Regions from separate parts of the Homo sapiens genome. Here region 2 is linked to region 1. The links are chromatin loops, found by intact Hi-C in ENCODE. Cell type or tissue: heart right ventricle. All regions are shown on one strand. Each heading gives the region's core, and the rest is flanking DNA. Links, peaks and the distances in the headings are about the cores only.

Region 1 (8,217 bases), core at 1,322-6,321:
GTTTTCTTGTCTGTAAAATAAATATAACAGCTTCCTCATAGTGTCTTCCATGAAAACCAAGTGAGATAGTGAGGGAGAGAAGAAAACTCACATTTATTGAGTACCTGCTTTGTGTCAGGCACAAACTAGGTGCTCTTCTATGACAGTAAGCAAACAAATATAAGGCATATTTTCCCCCAAAGTATCCTTTGATATAGACAGCTTTGCCTTACACTCAGGTCCTTACAATGTTTCTTATATTATGGGATGTTCTCTGTTATTCTATTTTATATTTTTCAGTTTTATTTGAGACAGGGTCTTGCTCTGTTGCCCAGGTTGGAGTGCAGTGGTGTGTTCATGGCTCCCTGCAACTTTGGCCTTCTGGGCTCAAGCGATCCTCCTGCTTCAGACTTCAGGGTAGCTGGGACTGCAGGTGCACACCACCACGCCCAGCTGATTTTTAAATTTTTTGTAGAGACGAGTTCTCACTGTATTAGCCAGGCTGATCTCGAACTCCTGGGCTCAAGTGATCCTCTCACTTTGGCCTCCCAAATTGCTGGGATTATAGGTGTGAGCCACTGCGCCCAGCCAATTATTTTAATTTGGAACAACAAAGTACCATTTGGGGAAGGCATACGAGAACAAAATGACTCAATGGTGCTGATTTTGGACACATGGAGGTAATCAGGTGGGACCTGTAAAACAGGAGGCCTAAGCACCAAATCAGAAGCAACACTCCAGGGTGGTGAGCCAGCCCATGAGGAGCCTGATCATGAACCAGAATCTGCAGGGGCGTTATTTAGCATTCCCCACATCTTCAGTGAAATCACTTCTTTGGTAATATGAATATTGTCAAGACTGGGAGTAGTTAGAAATATTGCTTTGCTCTCCTTTATGAACAAGGCACAATAAGGTGGTAAACCTAGAACCACAGTCAGCCCATGACCCTCTGTCCCTTCCTTCACAGAGGACCCTCTTGCCTGATCCCACCCAGAACTGTCCAGTGCTGTCCTAGAACTATCACGACATCTGCCCCAGCTGGAGTCTTCAATGCATGGTGCTTGCTGGAGTGGCTAGGCCAGAGTGGGTCTTCCCCAAACTGCCGAACAAGTTGAATGAGTGTATTTGTGCTTCCTTGCCAATATGCATCTATATGTCATATGGAGTTCAATTAGACATTTTTGAGGTCATAGGGAAGGGATTTATAGTTCCCCAGAAGTCTCTAACCTCAAGAGGTTAATAGTAGTTGTAAAAAGAACCTGAAATTTTCTGAAAGGCTGAATTTGCTTAAGTCAGAAAGCAGCACTGTCTGTTTCTCCCCCAAGACTATAAACTCCTTTAAAGGTAGGGATCATGATATTTTAGCTTCTTTCAAATGCCTAGTATTTGTACTAGCTTTGTACAAAAGTAAATATAGGAAGCAGATATGTTTACTGACTAAAAGTGTGGGATTTGGAATAAAATTTCCTATGTTCTAACCCTGGCTTTTGCATACAGTGAGAGACTTTGGGGAACTTACTTAAGCTCACTATGCCTCAGTTTCCTCCTCTGTAGAATGTGAGTGGTAACAACAGTACCCACTTCATAGAGTCATTGTGGATATTAATAGATATGTAGAGCTCAGAACAGCATGTGACCTTCAATAAAGGTTAGTTATTCTCAATAAGTAGGTGTAAAATGTTTGTTATGTAAATGAATAGTAGTAATATAGAGTTCTGGCAATTGCTCAAGAGCTCTGTTCGGGCCAGCTATTATTGTGCAATTAGTTGCCATAAATCTGTTACCACTTCCAAGATATGTATCCCTGTCAAGAAATCCACCTGCACCTCACACTAAGCCACCGCTGGCAGGGTTGGAAGGAATCTGCACAGCCAGCCTCTCTGTCTCTGGTTCCTGCTTCTCACAAGACAGCAGAATGCTTTCTGGGAAGGCCACCAGGAATCCAATCCCAACTCATTCATAATGGGTCCTATTTTTTCCTCACCAAGTGACCTCCCCACCAGGATGTTGGTGATGACAATGGGTAGACATTCTTCTTTGCTCCATTGCATCTCATTACTTAACTCTCCTCCTTCCCCAGCTATGCTAAGTGATGCCCAGAATGTGAACCTGAATTTGGTTTCTGTCAACTCTTGGAAGAGGCTTTTCACATTAGAACTGGGTTTGGCAATGCTTCTGTGGTTAGGCTAACATGTGGTGTGCTTGTATAGTTTGCAGCATCATATGGGTTTGTACACGTCCAGAAGCACCAGCACATGCACACAGGATCCACATGGAGTGGTGTACATACCCTATTGCACGTACACACGTTCACACCCCTTCTCTTCTTCACACAGTGTTCAGACTTATCCTGAAAAGACCTGACATAGCGACCAAGGTGTGGGGCCTTGGAGCGCAATCCACTTTAATTCATTCATCCTGTTGCTTCACACTGTTTTGAAGACCCAGGGCCCCTACCCTGATGTTTATTCTCTTCCTGTCACCCACTTGGCTCCCATCCTTTCCTCCTCCACCCCTGGGGAGGTTCTGCCCTGCGGTACAAGGCTGGGGTGTGTGTGTGTGTGCTCAGTGTGATGACTCGCTCTAAATGCAGCCTTCAGGCCCTTTGTGTCCCACCAGGAGGGTGTCAGGGCATGGTCCTCCCATGCTGACAGTCCACCCATTAGCCCTGGGCTGTGATGGTGAGGATAGGTATAGGGGAAGGAACATTCCAGACTTGAGGGCTGAGATTCTATCTTCTCAGGGCTGACTTCTTTACTCTGGTTGCTGCTTGTCTTAGGAGACCGTGCCCCTAAAACCCCTAAGCATTTAGAGGCTGCTGCCTCCCATATCCTGGAAATAGTCCAGCTTGTTAGGCAAATCCCTGAGATGGCTGGTGTTGCATGCCGAGAGAGCAAATAGAAGCATGGTCTCCATGAGGAGGAGGAAAGGTATCTCCTCCTTGTCTAAGATGGTGACAACATGGCCTTCACACACAGAGGAGGCAATTTAACAGTTGGTGTCTATGGCTACTTCAGTGTGTCTCTATAAATAGAGAGCTTTCCAGAAAAACCTTCCTAGTGAATTTTCTTATCAGTCCCTTAAATAGTGTTGACTGAGAGGGAGAAGCAAGGCTATATTAGCTTTTCACCAGTAAGTGAAAGGCATGGCTGATAAATGAGGCAAGGGAGATGTTAGTGAGGTTGAGTAGGTGAACTCTCCACCAGAGAGCAATGAGGGATATTGTTTAAGAGCTGTGGACTCTTTCATCTTGCATGTATATTTTTCCCCAACTAATTATGCACTGGCTTTGGCAAAGAGAATGGATAATTCAGGTAAGACATGTTTGTATTCTGGTTGTCAAGGAGACAGGGAATCCATTTGCTTAGCTTAATGCACAGGTACACTTAGTAAGCACACCCAGCATTTAGATTTCTGGACTTTTACCAAATCTCTACATCTCTGCCCCAAATCTATCTTGAGTTTAGTCATTGTGGCATATTCTCTTCATGTTTCTCTTATCTCTATCACTCCCTCAGCCTATGAAACTGCTGACATAAAATGAAATCCTTTGTGGTGAGAGAGTTTCAGCCAGCAGGAGACTCTGCCCAATGTTGGCAAGCCCCTAGAATGACAGACAGCAAAGAGAACATCTACAGCTCAGCTCCCAGCACCCTTTCCTCAGCCCACAGATCAGCTGGTTCAAAGGACAAGTGACTTACATGGAGTGATGTGGTTGTAAAAGGCTGGAGGGAAAGGGGCTTGGAGCCAGAGGGGAACATGCTGGACTTGAGGGCAAGAAGGCTGAATCATAGATGTTGTTTGGATAAGACAACATTGAGTGTTGTCAAATGCAGGTCAGAAAGTGACAAATGTGGAATTCTGACTAGGAAGGGAGAGAGGATGAGATGTGAGGAAACATGGCAGCAAAGTGTCTTGGATCCAGGTGCTGAGATGACAAGGTTTGCCTGGCAGGATGGTGGGAAAAGTTATGGGACCAGCTAGGTGAGCCTGGCCAGCTGTTCTGTTTCTCCTGGGATCTCTTGTGGAGACTGTTTTGCTTCAGTCAATGGGTAAACTACTACAGAGCCATAACTAGACTCCTTGTGAGTGTTCCCCAGGCCTCATTAGCCTTAGACCCAAGTGAGACGGACGACTGCAGACCAGATTTTGCTTGCCCAGCTGCATGCCCCTGTGGGACTTTGGTCCTCCCTTCACAATACGAGCCCCTCCCCGCCCCAGTATCTCTGAGAGTTCCAAGGCTCTGTCTCCTGTGCTCAGTGGTCAGCTCGGCTGTATAGCCACTGCATCCTAACTTTGTGGTCTGCTCTTTTAAAGGGTCTCACACGAAGTTGCTTGGACTACAGAAGTTTTGTGGATCAGGTTTGAGTTACATGTAATCCTTTCTCTTCAGGACACACTCAGCCATCACCAAAATGGATAGTTAGGAGGAAGCCCAACAAAAGCCACACCTCTCTCTCTCCCATTATCTTCCTTCTCTGGGATCCAACCTCCTTAAGGAGACACACCATTTTCATTTCTTCCAGTTGGCCTTCTTTTGTCTTCTCCTCCCCCATTACAGTTCACCAGTTGAGGAGGCACGTTCAGCAAATATATTGTTGCAGATGAATAAATCAACAAATACAGATATATTCTGAAAATTTGGCATAAATGAGAGGAGCAGATGAAGCGTCAGGCACAGAAAGCCCCCCAGGAGAGGTAAGTCGGGTCAGACGGAGAAGGCTCTGAGGGCTGATGTTATTGGAGATGGGGAAGGTAGATGACCTAGGTGCTTCCATAGCAACCTGGGCTTTCCTCTGAATCACCTGCCATAGTGATGGGACTTTGTTATTGCTCTTTCAGCTGTCTTGCACTAATCTAGGAGCATCAGAGACTGAAGTTTTAATCTCTGTATTCCCAGAACCCAGCTCATTTCCTGATATGGGACAGGTGTTCAAAACACAGAAGAATAGCTCAGGAAAAGATCTGGAGGCAACACAGGCAAATCACAGGCCAGGGGCAGTCAACAACGCTGCTTGGTTTAGAGTGATAGATACATGTAGGGAAATGACAGTTAGCCTTGAGTGCTGAGATTTTACTCAACAATGAGTCAGAAGCCAAAATCAATCCTGGAGTGTGGATCTGACAACAGGGCTTGAGAATTAATTTTTAGGTGTTGTATGTGTTGTGGGGCACAGGGAGGGAGACAGGAAAAAAGAGGCTGTGGGTTGAGGAACCCACCAATGAGGTGCTGCAGGAAGTCAGTGTGAGACAAGGGAGGTCAGGGCTGGAGGGGTACTTAGGGGACTAAAAGGGAGGAGCAGAGGGTAGGGTGAATGAGCAGGAATGAAAGCTGGATTGTATGAAAGACTCAGAGAGTGGGTTTACTCACTTGCTCCTTCACCTTTCATTCATGCATCCACACCTGCCTTCTTCAGCATTGGGCTGTGCAAGTGCCTGGGTTCAGTGATCGTCTCTGCTGGCTGTAGGGCAGCAGTCAGAGGGGACATCACAGGCCTCCAGAGGGTGGCCATGCAGCACAGTGTGGACTCGAGATTCAGTCTGTGCTGGTTAACGTCCTGATTCTGCCTGTGTGGTCCTGGGCAATTTATTTAACTTCTTCAAAGCTCACTCTCCTCATCAGATAATGACCAACTCCATAGGGTTATATGGAGGACTGCCTGAGATAATGCGCTGAGCTAACAAACGCTAGCTATTACACGATAAAGGAATGTTTGTGAAACACCTGCTATGGGTTAGGCACTGTGATAGATGTCAGGATGCCGAGAGAGATAAGACCTCATCTTGTCCTCTAGCACCCCAAAGACAACCTTAGGGGACAGGGAGGGAAATTAGCAAACTACACTGTGTACTGTAATGTGGTAAATAATCTAATAGAAGGATGACATTCGTGCCATGAAATTCAGACAAAGGGATTAATGGGGCTTGGGGAATTCAGGCAGATGCCACAAAAGAAATAGTAATTGAACTGGGCTTTGAAAAGGAGTAGAAATTTGGAAGGTGAGTGGAGGGAGAAATCAAAAAGAATTTCAGATAAAAGGAACATCATGGACAAAAGGAACATCACAGACAAAAGGGACATCATGTACAAAACAGCAAAGGCTAAGGGCCCACCACTCTTGCAGGGTTTTCTTGGGGATGAGAAGAGGCACCACATGCAGGCGGCCGGGCCACAGGTACAGAGGAAGCAGCAACCAACCAGTGAACACTCATTTCCTCCCTCTCTTTGCTGAACTCCACCTATGTCATCTTTAGAAAGCTTATAGCTCAAACCCAGAAAATGAAGAAACATCTCAAAAAAGAGGAGAAAGAAAGCAGGGATCCTGTTCATATCCTTCGCCCACTTTTTGATGGTGGGGTTGTTTGTTTTTTTCTTGTAAATTTGTTTGAGTTCATTGTAGATTCTGGATATTAGCCCTTTGTCAGATGAGTAGGTTGCAAAAATTTTCTCCCATTCTGTAGGTTGCCTGTTCACTCTGATGGTAGTTTCTTTTGCTGTGCAGAAGCTCTTTAGTTTAATCAGATCCCATTTGTCAATTTTGGCTTTTGTTGCCATTGCTTTTGGTGTTTTAGACATGAAGTCCTTGCCCATGCCTATATGAACAGACACTTCTCAAAAGAAGATATTCATGCAGCCAAAAAGCACATGAAAAAATGTTCATCATCACTGGCCATCAGAGAAATGCAAATCAAAATCGCAGTGAGATACCATCTCACACCAGTTAGAATGGCGATCATTAAAAAGTCAGGAAACAACGGGTGCTGGAGAGGATGTGGAAAAATAGGAACACTTTTACACTGTTGGTGGGACTGTAAGCTAGTTCAACCATTGTGGAAGTCGGTGTGGCGATTCCTCAGGGATGTAGAACTAGAAATACCATTTGACCCAGCCATCCCATTACTGGGTATATACCCAAAGGATTATAAATTATGCTGCTATAAGGACACATGCACACATATATTTATTGCGGCACTATTCACAATAGCAAAGACTTGGAACCAACCCAAATGTCCAACAACAATAGACTGGATTAAGAAAATGTGGCAGATATACACCATGGTATACTATGCAGCCATAAAAAATGATGAGTTCATGTCCTTTGTAGGGACATGGATGAAGCTGGAAACCATCATTCTCAGCAAACTATCACAAGGGCAAAAAACCAAACACCGCATGTTCTCAGTCATAGGTGGGAATTGAACAATGAGAACACATGGACACAGGAAGGGGAACATCACACACCAGGGATGGTTGTGGGGTGGGGGTAGGGGGGAGGGATAGCATTAGGAGATATACCTAATGCTAAATGATGAGTTAATGGGTGCAGCACACCAACATGGCACATGTATACATATGTAACAAACCTGCACGTTGTGCACATGTACCCTAAAACTTAAAGTATAATAATAACAAAATAAAAGAAAAAAGAAAAAAAAAAAAGAAAGCAGGGATCCTAAGACCAGATTTTTGTAACCGTGATTAATGAGTGAATGAAGAGAGAGTGAAGTAAGTGTCTGCAAAAGAGGCTGACAGAGGTCACTCAGGGTGAGAGGAGCAGAACCAAGAGGGTTCATGTCACATAAACCGAGGAAGGAGAAGTCTCCAGAATGAGATTGGTCAATTATGTCAAATGTAATGAGAGGTCAGAAATGGAAGAATGTTACCAAGGCTGCTTCTAGTGGCCTTCGGCGGTCTCCTTGGGAGTTTCCATGGTAACAGTGGTTGTTGTGCAGGGCCTGGCCCTCCAGTGTCTGCCACAGCTCAAGTGACATTTCTTCTTCCCCTGGTATCCCCACTTGCCCTCTGCACCCCCACCCCAGGACATGACCAGGTCCACAGTGCAGGCAGATCCCAGAGAGGTGGGAGGAAGAGGGTACCCCAGCTCTATCCATGGGCCACCTCACAGACCCAGCCACTCCCCCTGGAAGGCCCCAGCCACCTGAACCTTCTGGAAGGTTGGGGCCTCAGGCAGGAGAATCTCAGTGGCATGAAGGACAGCTGCCTGACATTCCCTATTCAGCTTAGGGGAGCAATGAGTTAAGACCAAAATAAAGCAAGGCAAAGGCTCCTTATGTTACTATGTAGCTGGCGTTGGTCTTCAAACTACCTGGCAATGCAGTTCTCCCAGGAGATGACTTTAAAGGACTCAGACCACAAATATTTAATGACAAATAGACTTGGTTGACAAGATAAAGTCCTACAAGAATGGGTCATTCACAAATGCACTGGTAAGTAGT
Region 2 (8,217 bases), core at 1,176-6,175, 51 kb after region 1:
TTCAACGAATTGACTTAAGTGATTGTGGGGGTGGCTTGAAAGTCTAAAATTTGTAGTGCAGGCTGGCAGGCTGGAAACTCAGGAAGAGGTGAAGGTACACTCCAGAGGCAGGATTTCTTCTTCCTCAGAGAAACCTCAGTTTTGTTCCTAAGGCATTTCACTGATTGAATGAGGTCCACCCATACTAGTGACAATAATCTCCTTTACTTAAAGGCAAGTGATTGTAGATGTTAATCACATCTACAAAATATTGCCATAGCAACACCTAGATAAGTGTTTGATTGAGTAACTGGCTATAGCCTAGCCAAGTTGACACACAAAACAGACCATCACAGTCCCCAGTAAAAGTGTAGACATGAGCACTGTGGATGGTCAGAGGTGGGAATCTGACGATGTGATAGCTGGAAGGGAATTTAGAGATCACCAAGTTTAATCTTCATGCACAGGGAAGGTGCCTGCCGTGCTTGGTTTGTATGAAGTATTGAAAACAGGCTTTCCCAATCTAGTAGCATGTTTTATATGAGGGATTCAAGTGGACTTTTACAGAGGCATGGGGTCTGGATTATTTCTTGATTAAGCGTGGTGAATCAGAATGTACATAGCAGATGTCCAAATAATATTTTTTAATTAGATCACATTGGATCTAGGCCTGAGGCTTAGTCTTATCCTTTGAGGAAAGGATCCAAGACTATCATTTCACTGATATATCCCTAGGGCCTAGCGTAGTCTTGGTACGTAATAGGTGCTCAAAAGCATTGGTGGAATTCATGAGTAGAATGAATGCATGGAATTCAGGCCAGTTGGAGGTGCAATATCCTGATTCTATCATAGGAATGTAGACACAGAAAGGAAATATTCTAAGCACTAATCTGAGTTTCATCTGCCGGATGGAAATGCTAGTATATTACCTTTCTAACAGGTGTATCCAAAGGAGTATCTGGGCAAATACATATATTTAGCACAGCACTAGGCATATAGTAGGTGCTCAATAATCGGTAGTGATTACTATGACAATATTTCTTTTTTTTTTAACTCGTTTTTTTCATTATACTTTAAGTTCTGGGGTACATGTGCAGAACGTGCAGTTTTGTTACGTAGGTCTACATGTGTCATGATGGTTTGCTGCACCCATCAACCCATCACCTACATTAGGTATTTCTCCTAATGTTATTCCTCCCCTACCCTCCCACCCCACAATAGGCCCCATTGTGTAATGTTCCCCTCCCTATGTCCATGTGTTCTCATTGTTCAACTCCCACTTATGAGTGAGAACATGCAGTGTTTGGTTTTCTGTTCTTGTGATCGTTTGCTGAGAATGATGGTTTCCAGCTTCATCCGTGTCCCCACAAAGGACATTAACTCATCCTTTTTTATGGCTGCATAGTATTCCATGGTGTATATGTGCCACATTTTCTTTATCCAGTCTATTATTGATGGACATTTGGGTTGGTTCCAAGTCTTTGCTATTGTGAATAGTGCCGCAATAAATATACCTGTGCATGTGTCTTTATAGTAGAATGATTTATAATCCCTTGGGTATAAGCCCAGTAATGGGATTGCTGGGTCAAATGGTATTTCCAGTTCTAGATCCTTGAGGAATCGCCACACTGTCTTCCTCAATGGCTGAACTAATTTACACTCCCACCAACAGTGTAAAAGCATTCCTATTTCTCCACATCCTCTCCAGCATCTGTTGTTTACTGACTTTTTGATGATCGCCATTCTAACTGGCGTGAGATGGCATCTTACTGTGGTTTTGATTTGCATTTCTTTAATGACCAGTGATCATGAGCATTTTTTCATATGTCTGTTGGCTGCATAAATATATTCTTTTGAAAAGTGACTATAACAATATTTCCCACAATCCAACTCTGGTAGATGCTGGAGGTGCCATGCCCAGAGCACCTTTACCAGCCGTGCACCCATCCTCCAGCTCTGGGTACTGACTTTCAATAGCTCACAGCTGCCCACTTTTCCAGAGAATTGCTCTCTACTGAAATAAGAGCTGTGTTCACTAGGAGGTTATGGTTCCTGCCCCCAGGGATAGCCCACAGCCAATGACTAATCCACACAGAGAGACAAAGGGTTGGCCAGCTCCATAGCTCAAGGTGATCAGGCTGCAGCCAGTCGCCAGCTGAGCTCTCCTCTAGCTTTTCTCCCTGCCTATTATGCTCCTCTCACTCCTTTTCTCCTGAGAGCATGAGCTCAGTAAATCACTTGACCAAGAGTCTTCGTTTTATAATCTGCTTCTAGGGAACCTAACTTAAGACACTGTTACTTGGAGAGAGCCGCCAATTATTTGTCTGTGCAATAATGAGCCATTTTCTGGTTGTGATTCTGATATTCAGACCCCTGAGTGAGTCTCTGCCACAGAATGTTCCTAGCTAGAAGAAGAACATGGCCTTGCAACTGCAGCTGGCAGCTGGCACTTGGCTCATCCACAGCTGATCTCCTCAATCAGCAAGGCTGGTGTACTCATCTTCTTTGTGTTACATTTTGCCTAATTGTGCCTGGCCAAGTCAATTCAATCAGCCTAGCTTGTTCCGTAAACCAAATAATGACAAGTTCAACCATCAAGGTTTGAATTTCAGGGAAAACATTCACTCACTCACTCACTCATTCATTCATTCCTCCAACAGTTACGGAGTGTTGTCCACAGAGCCAGATACCGGGGATGTGGCTACTAACATAGATAAGACATGCCCTCTGGGAACTCACAGTCTGGAGGGAGAAATGGACAAATAAATAGGCAACTGCAAAGGCGTTTGTGATCCATTCTATAATATGATGCTATGAGAACACAGAGGAGATGAGCCAGGATGGAGGTCAAAATGGCTTGTTCTTCATTGTGGTTGACCTAAACAGAAATAAACAGAATAGATATCCCCTAGCACACTGCAAACCAAAGTGGTTACTTCAGAGTAGAAGGTGTCACATGTACAAAGATGTGTAGTTTTAAGCACAAAGAATGGTTGCCTAGTGATGGACAGAATAAAGAGATATAAATGCAAAAGGACTCTGCCTTCTGTGTTATTACTGCTGTAGCTTTTCTCCCACTCAAACACTCACTTCCTGGGACTCAAAGAAAGTGCAGCTGAATTCGATGGCTTTTAGCTGGGGACTGGCTAGATCAGTGGAAATCACAACCAAGTTCTCCCACTGCCTTTCTATCCAACAGCACTGTGGATCACCCGCAGACAAGGTGAGGATGCAGTGGTCTCACTGCACGGCTGCCTTATTGTTGCTTATTCCTCCTGTGCCATTCATCAATCTACTCTGGCAAGACATGCAGAGGTTATAGCCTAATTATGAGGTTAGGAATGTTAATTGTTCTATGTTGATATTAGTGTAGCTGGTGCTAATGGGAAAATAATTACTACTCTGTGCCTTTATGGCCATTTTCATTGCCCTCTTGTGGTTTTGCAGTTATTTGGCTATAGATGGTAATGACTTAATATGTGGCTGCTATTATTGCTGTGACTATACAATTGGGAGAGTCAGAAAAGAGGAGGTGTTTGGGAGAAGTTGGAGCCTTTTAAATACTTTTACTTTTCTTAAGTTGTTTTTTTTCTTTGCAAGGGGTTTTCTTGGGCAGTAAGAATGTAAAATTCTAAAAATTCCAGTGTTTCGGTGTTTCAAGGACCCCAAGATCTTATTCATAAGTCAGCTGTTGGTGATTATGTGTTGGGCTCTGAAAGATAAGGAGTGCTCCTGGTCTCTCTGAATGCCACCTCCCACCCATTTTCCTGAGCTGTAGGCCCAGAGGTCAATCTAGATCTCTCCATGTCACTTATTCTACAGTGCCCCACCTCCAGTCACTCTCGAAGCGCATCGATTGTATCCTGAGCATCTCTTTTCTGTTGCCTCCTCTCTGGTCCTGATCACGGCTCTGCTCATTTATCTTTTCCTTGGACCACTGATTGGCAACCACCAACTTACCGGTCTCTGCGCCTCTATTTTCAGACTCCATTTTTCGGTTCCTTATTTAAAATCCTCCAATGGCTCTTCATTGACTGCAAAATAAAATACAAACTCCTTTTCAAGACACTTCAAGAGCTAACCCTTGTCCACCTTTTTAACTTCTTCTTCCACATTTCCTTCTCGTTTCCAATAGCCCCAAGTAGCACTCATTATTTGTTCTTCTTCAGGTACATCGTGCTGTCTCCTCCCGCCTCCATGCTGGTGCATATGCCGCCCTTCCTCCCTGGAATGCCCTCGTCTTCCAGAGGCTGCTTCATTTGAGAGCCTTCTCTGATTCATCCAGGCAAATTAACAGATAATAACTGTTTTAGCTACTAAATATTAAACTCTCTCAAGGCAGGGTCTATATTTGTCTTATTTACCACTGTGGTCACAAGCCTGTTATATCATCTGGCCTATGGAGAGTACACACTAAATATTCAAAATAAGGAACTGAAAAAGTCTCTATTATGGTTTGGATATGGTTTATTTGTTCCCACCAAACACATGTTGAAATTGGATCCCCAGTGTGGTGGTGTTGGGAGGTGGGTCCTAATGGGAGGTGTTTGGGTCATGGGGGCAGATCCTTCGTGAATGGCTTGTCATGGGTCTCACCAAGTGACTGAGTTCCTGCTCTGGGGAGGCTAGACTAGTTCTTGTGAGAATGGATTAGTTTCCACAAGAATGGGTTGGTATAAAACCAGGAGCCCCTTAGGTTTTGCCTCTCTTCACAAATGTTCGCTTCCCCTGCGACCTTCTCTGCCATGTTTTTTAACCCAGCACGTGGTTCTCACCAGATGCTGAGCAGATGTTGGCACCATCCTTCTCATACTTCCCAGACTGCACAGCTGTGAGCTAAATAAACCTCTTTTCTTTATAAATTACCTAGGCTTAGGTATTCTATTATAGCAACATTGAACAGACTTAGAAAAGTCCTCAAGGCAACACATACTTTTGACATCTACTTAGACACACAGATTAAAAGGTTACATAACCACATCTCTTTCTAGAGATAGGTTGCAAATGAATGTTTTCATCCATAACATTTCAAGTAATACATTGAAACCTCATCAATTCAGACTAATGGGAGCAGGAAAGAAAAAGTTTCTTTTAAATTTGTGGTATATTTCAATTTCAGGCTTTTTTCCCCAGGCCAGTTTATTTTGACATCTACCAAGCACCTACCATGTGCTAGGTATGGTCCTGGACACAACACTGGCTATATGAATGTAAATACGACATGGTTCCTGACTTGGAGACGCCTAAAGCCCTTTGATAAATGCCTTTCTGTAGACTTAATATACCTATATTCACTCTAAATATAACTTGTTTCTTTAAATCATATGGTTATCTCTGCCTGGTTTTGTCTGGAACTTTCCTTCCTGCCTTTCCTATTTGGTTAATTATTACTTGTCTTTCCCACATCAAAACCTTCTCTGGCTAAGACCACACCTCTCCTTCTCTTCCTCCTTTCCTTCCCCAGAATCATTCTCTCTGTTCCTCTTCTGTTTCCCCAGGGCCCTCCCTATAGCCTTGTCCACTGCACCATCCTCACTCCTTTCCCACTATTCTGTGTGTTCCTTCAGGGCAGTGACCATCATTTTATTCTGTCTTTCTAGCACAGTGACTGACACATGGGAGATGCTCAATGATTTCTGATATTGTTACAATGAATGAATAAATAAATGAAACTAGAATTTTTAACTGGAGATCCTGCAAGCCTCTTTTTAATGAATTGTTTATAATTGGGAACACTCACTCCTAGAGACCTAGGCCCCCAAAGTTCCTCATTCTCCCCCAGTCAACTAAGTTAACATCTCTTAGAATATCTTATTACCTCAGGATTTTATTAGATTCAGCCATAGGAAATTGCTATGTTTTGTGCATCAAAAACAGCTGAACATCAGCACATCATACAGTTCAAACTAATACTTAACAAATCTGCTCAATACTAATGGTGCCAAGGTGAACATCAAAGTGTCCATATTCAAATGTTCTAGGTTCCAAATGAGAAGACTGGTTTCCTTATCTCATTCTGGGTCTCCCTGGCTTATGTCTCCAAAGCTATTCAGAATGGTCTGCTAAGCCTGCTGCTTCTTTCAGCTTTCCTGACTGGGTCCACAAATGCTTAGAGAGCTGTGCAGAAATCATCCTTTTTAGAGTCACTTATGAAAGGTTAGCACTTATAGCCAATTAGCAAAAGCCCAGTACAAAGCAAATCTATAATAATTGTCTTTGCATACCATGTGGCACAATAGCTATTATTCATGCCATAGAGAGAATATCCAGTTGTTGGATGGAGGGGCTTGGGAAATGGTAGTTTGGTGAGGTCCCAATCTTGCTGGAAAGGGAGTCACATTGCTTGTCCTTGGGCCTTTAAGTCTGCAGCCCTGCTCTTGTCCTATATGGCCAACCCTCCCCACACCTCACCCCAGGACCAAGCTTTTGTGAGCTTCACAGCCTTTGCTGGAGACTTTGCTCCATTTCCAAAGCAAGTGGTGCCACTGACTCTCAGCCTCTTGCCTCATTTCCTGTCTATCTCACGTTCACCCCTTAAATCTCACAACCAATATTTCTCTACAGGAATCACCCTAGACTTCCCTCCTTCATGGAGACTGCATTTTCTCTGGTCACTCAAAATATCATTTCAGGATGTTGACAGATCACTTGGGACCCAACCCCCGCACTACTTTTACTTGGCTGATGTTGTCCAGTGCCCCTCTCTGTTCTTTACCAGTCCCAGAGAAAATGATTGAGAGCTAATTGATCCAAAGGGGCAGAAAAAGGGATGAGAACATAGGCCTGCCTCCCAAAGGATCTTCCTTTTGCCATAGGTCAGGTTCAAATGTCATATAACATTGGTCAAAACTCAGCCTCCACTCACCCCTCTCCTCACATCTCATATTCCCCAGGCTGACCTGGAAAGGTGGAGGAAAAGAAGGCAGAAGGGAGAGATGAAGCCCAAGAACCTGAGTATTTTTCTCAGGCAAGACTCAGGACTGCTCTGGACATTCAGAAGCTGAGTGTGCAAGTGTGCTGTGTAGTTCAAGGCCACCACCACTGAAGAGGCCAAGGACACCTTAGTAGGAATTCTAACCTGGCTTCCAGGGAGAGGTGCTTCCAAATTGGCCCTGTAGGCAAATTCACTTTTTTCACCCTCTAAGCGAGTAAGTGCTTGTTCCCAATTTCCATGGTTTAGTCTTCAGTTTCAGTCTTTGGTCTCCTCTGGTCTATCAGCTCCCATCTCTCTCCCAGTCTTTTTCTTTATTCTGTGACACCTGTTGAATGAGGCACATAGGGTTTGTAGTCACTGTAGTGTTCCTTGTGGTTGTGAGGTAATAGGCTAATATTATCACTTTCTCAGAAAGTCTTCAAAATTATCATGAGGAGGTGATGCATTCATCTGCTGGGAGGTGTCTGTGTGGTCAGATAAGATGATGGCTACATTCCATTCCTATCCTGTCATTCAATCATTCTTCCTCCAGGGAGCCACTGAGGGACGTGATAGTCCAAAGCACTCAGCTAAAACGGAATTGCAAACATGGTACCCACAACTTTGGTTTCTTATCATCCATTTGTATATCTGCATGTAGTCTGTCTCTGATTTAGGGTTTAGGTTCCTCTGTATTTTTTTTTCTTTTCCTGCCCTTTGAGAGTTTAATAAAAGCCAGAAGCATCTTGTAAATGGTGACACAAGAATCATTATCAAATACACCTCTTGCACAATAATATATAGTACAAACATTAAGGTGTGTGGCTTTATCAGCTAGATTGCGTGAATGTAAAACAGCTCCCACATTTTTTAGCTAGATAGGTATTTAACGTCTCTGTAAAATGGGAATTATAATAGGATGTACCTTAGTGTTCACTGTAAAGATTAAGTGACTTAATGTATACAAGCACTTACAACAGTCTCTGGCAAATAGATGACAAAATATATATTATCCATAACAGATGTGGTGGAAATATTTATTATCTCTCTTAAGAGTGTTCCTCTGCAGTTTAGAACTCAGGGACCCCCTTGAAGATGCCCCTGGATCTCCCGAAGTCTCTGGACCTCTAAGAATCCCTAGTTTAGCAGAAAGAGTCCCAGACTAGAGGTCAGAAGACCTGGGAATGTTCATAGCCCCATACACACCATTAAGAGCCGACCACGGGCCAGTCCTCTTACTAGATTCTGCTGTCAGTTTACGAATTCTTCACCAGTTATGCAAGGTGGCTATCTTTTCCCCATTTCACAGACGAAATAAATTCAGA

What was found. A loop is a pair of places that touch in the nucleus more often than their neighbours do. Peaks named below come from ENCODE experiments on the same cell type or tissue, not always from the same donor. Only the 100,000 strongest peaks of a DNase experiment are listed, where the experiment ranks them.
Region 2: it touches region 1 in a loop (2.1-fold over the local background); 13 of 110 quality-filtered maps call a loop at or near these places.

What each region holds. Positions count from the first base shown.
Region 1 is chr13:44,193,396-44,201,612 of GRCh38, reverse strand. MIR8079 (microRNA 8079) reads left to right here and starts at 5,413; the gene lies at 5,413-5,484. In heart right ventricle, for the core only: no CTCF peak of the experiment used is centred there; no DNase peak of the experiment used is centred there.
Region 2 is chr13:44,142,578-44,150,794 of GRCh38, reverse strand. LINC00390 (long intergenic non-protein coding RNA 390) reads left to right here and starts at 3,060. Exons shown (of 4, transcript NR_132368.1): 1 at 3,060-3,202. SMIM2-AS1 (SMIM2 antisense RNA 1) reads right to left here. Exons shown (of 5, transcript NR_104065.1): 2 at 7,058-7,238; 3 at 3,940-4,013; 4 at 2,719-2,857. It overlaps SMIM2 (small integral membrane protein 2), which reads left to right. Exons shown (of 3, transcript NR_197392.1): 3 at 6,873-7,645. SMIM2-IT1 (SMIM2 intronic transcript 1) reads left to right here. Exons shown (of 3, transcript NR_046843.1): 3 at 4,149-4,325. RefSeq lists a silencer at 6,922-7,116. In heart right ventricle, for the core only: no CTCF peak of the experiment used is centred there; no DNase peak of the experiment used is centred there.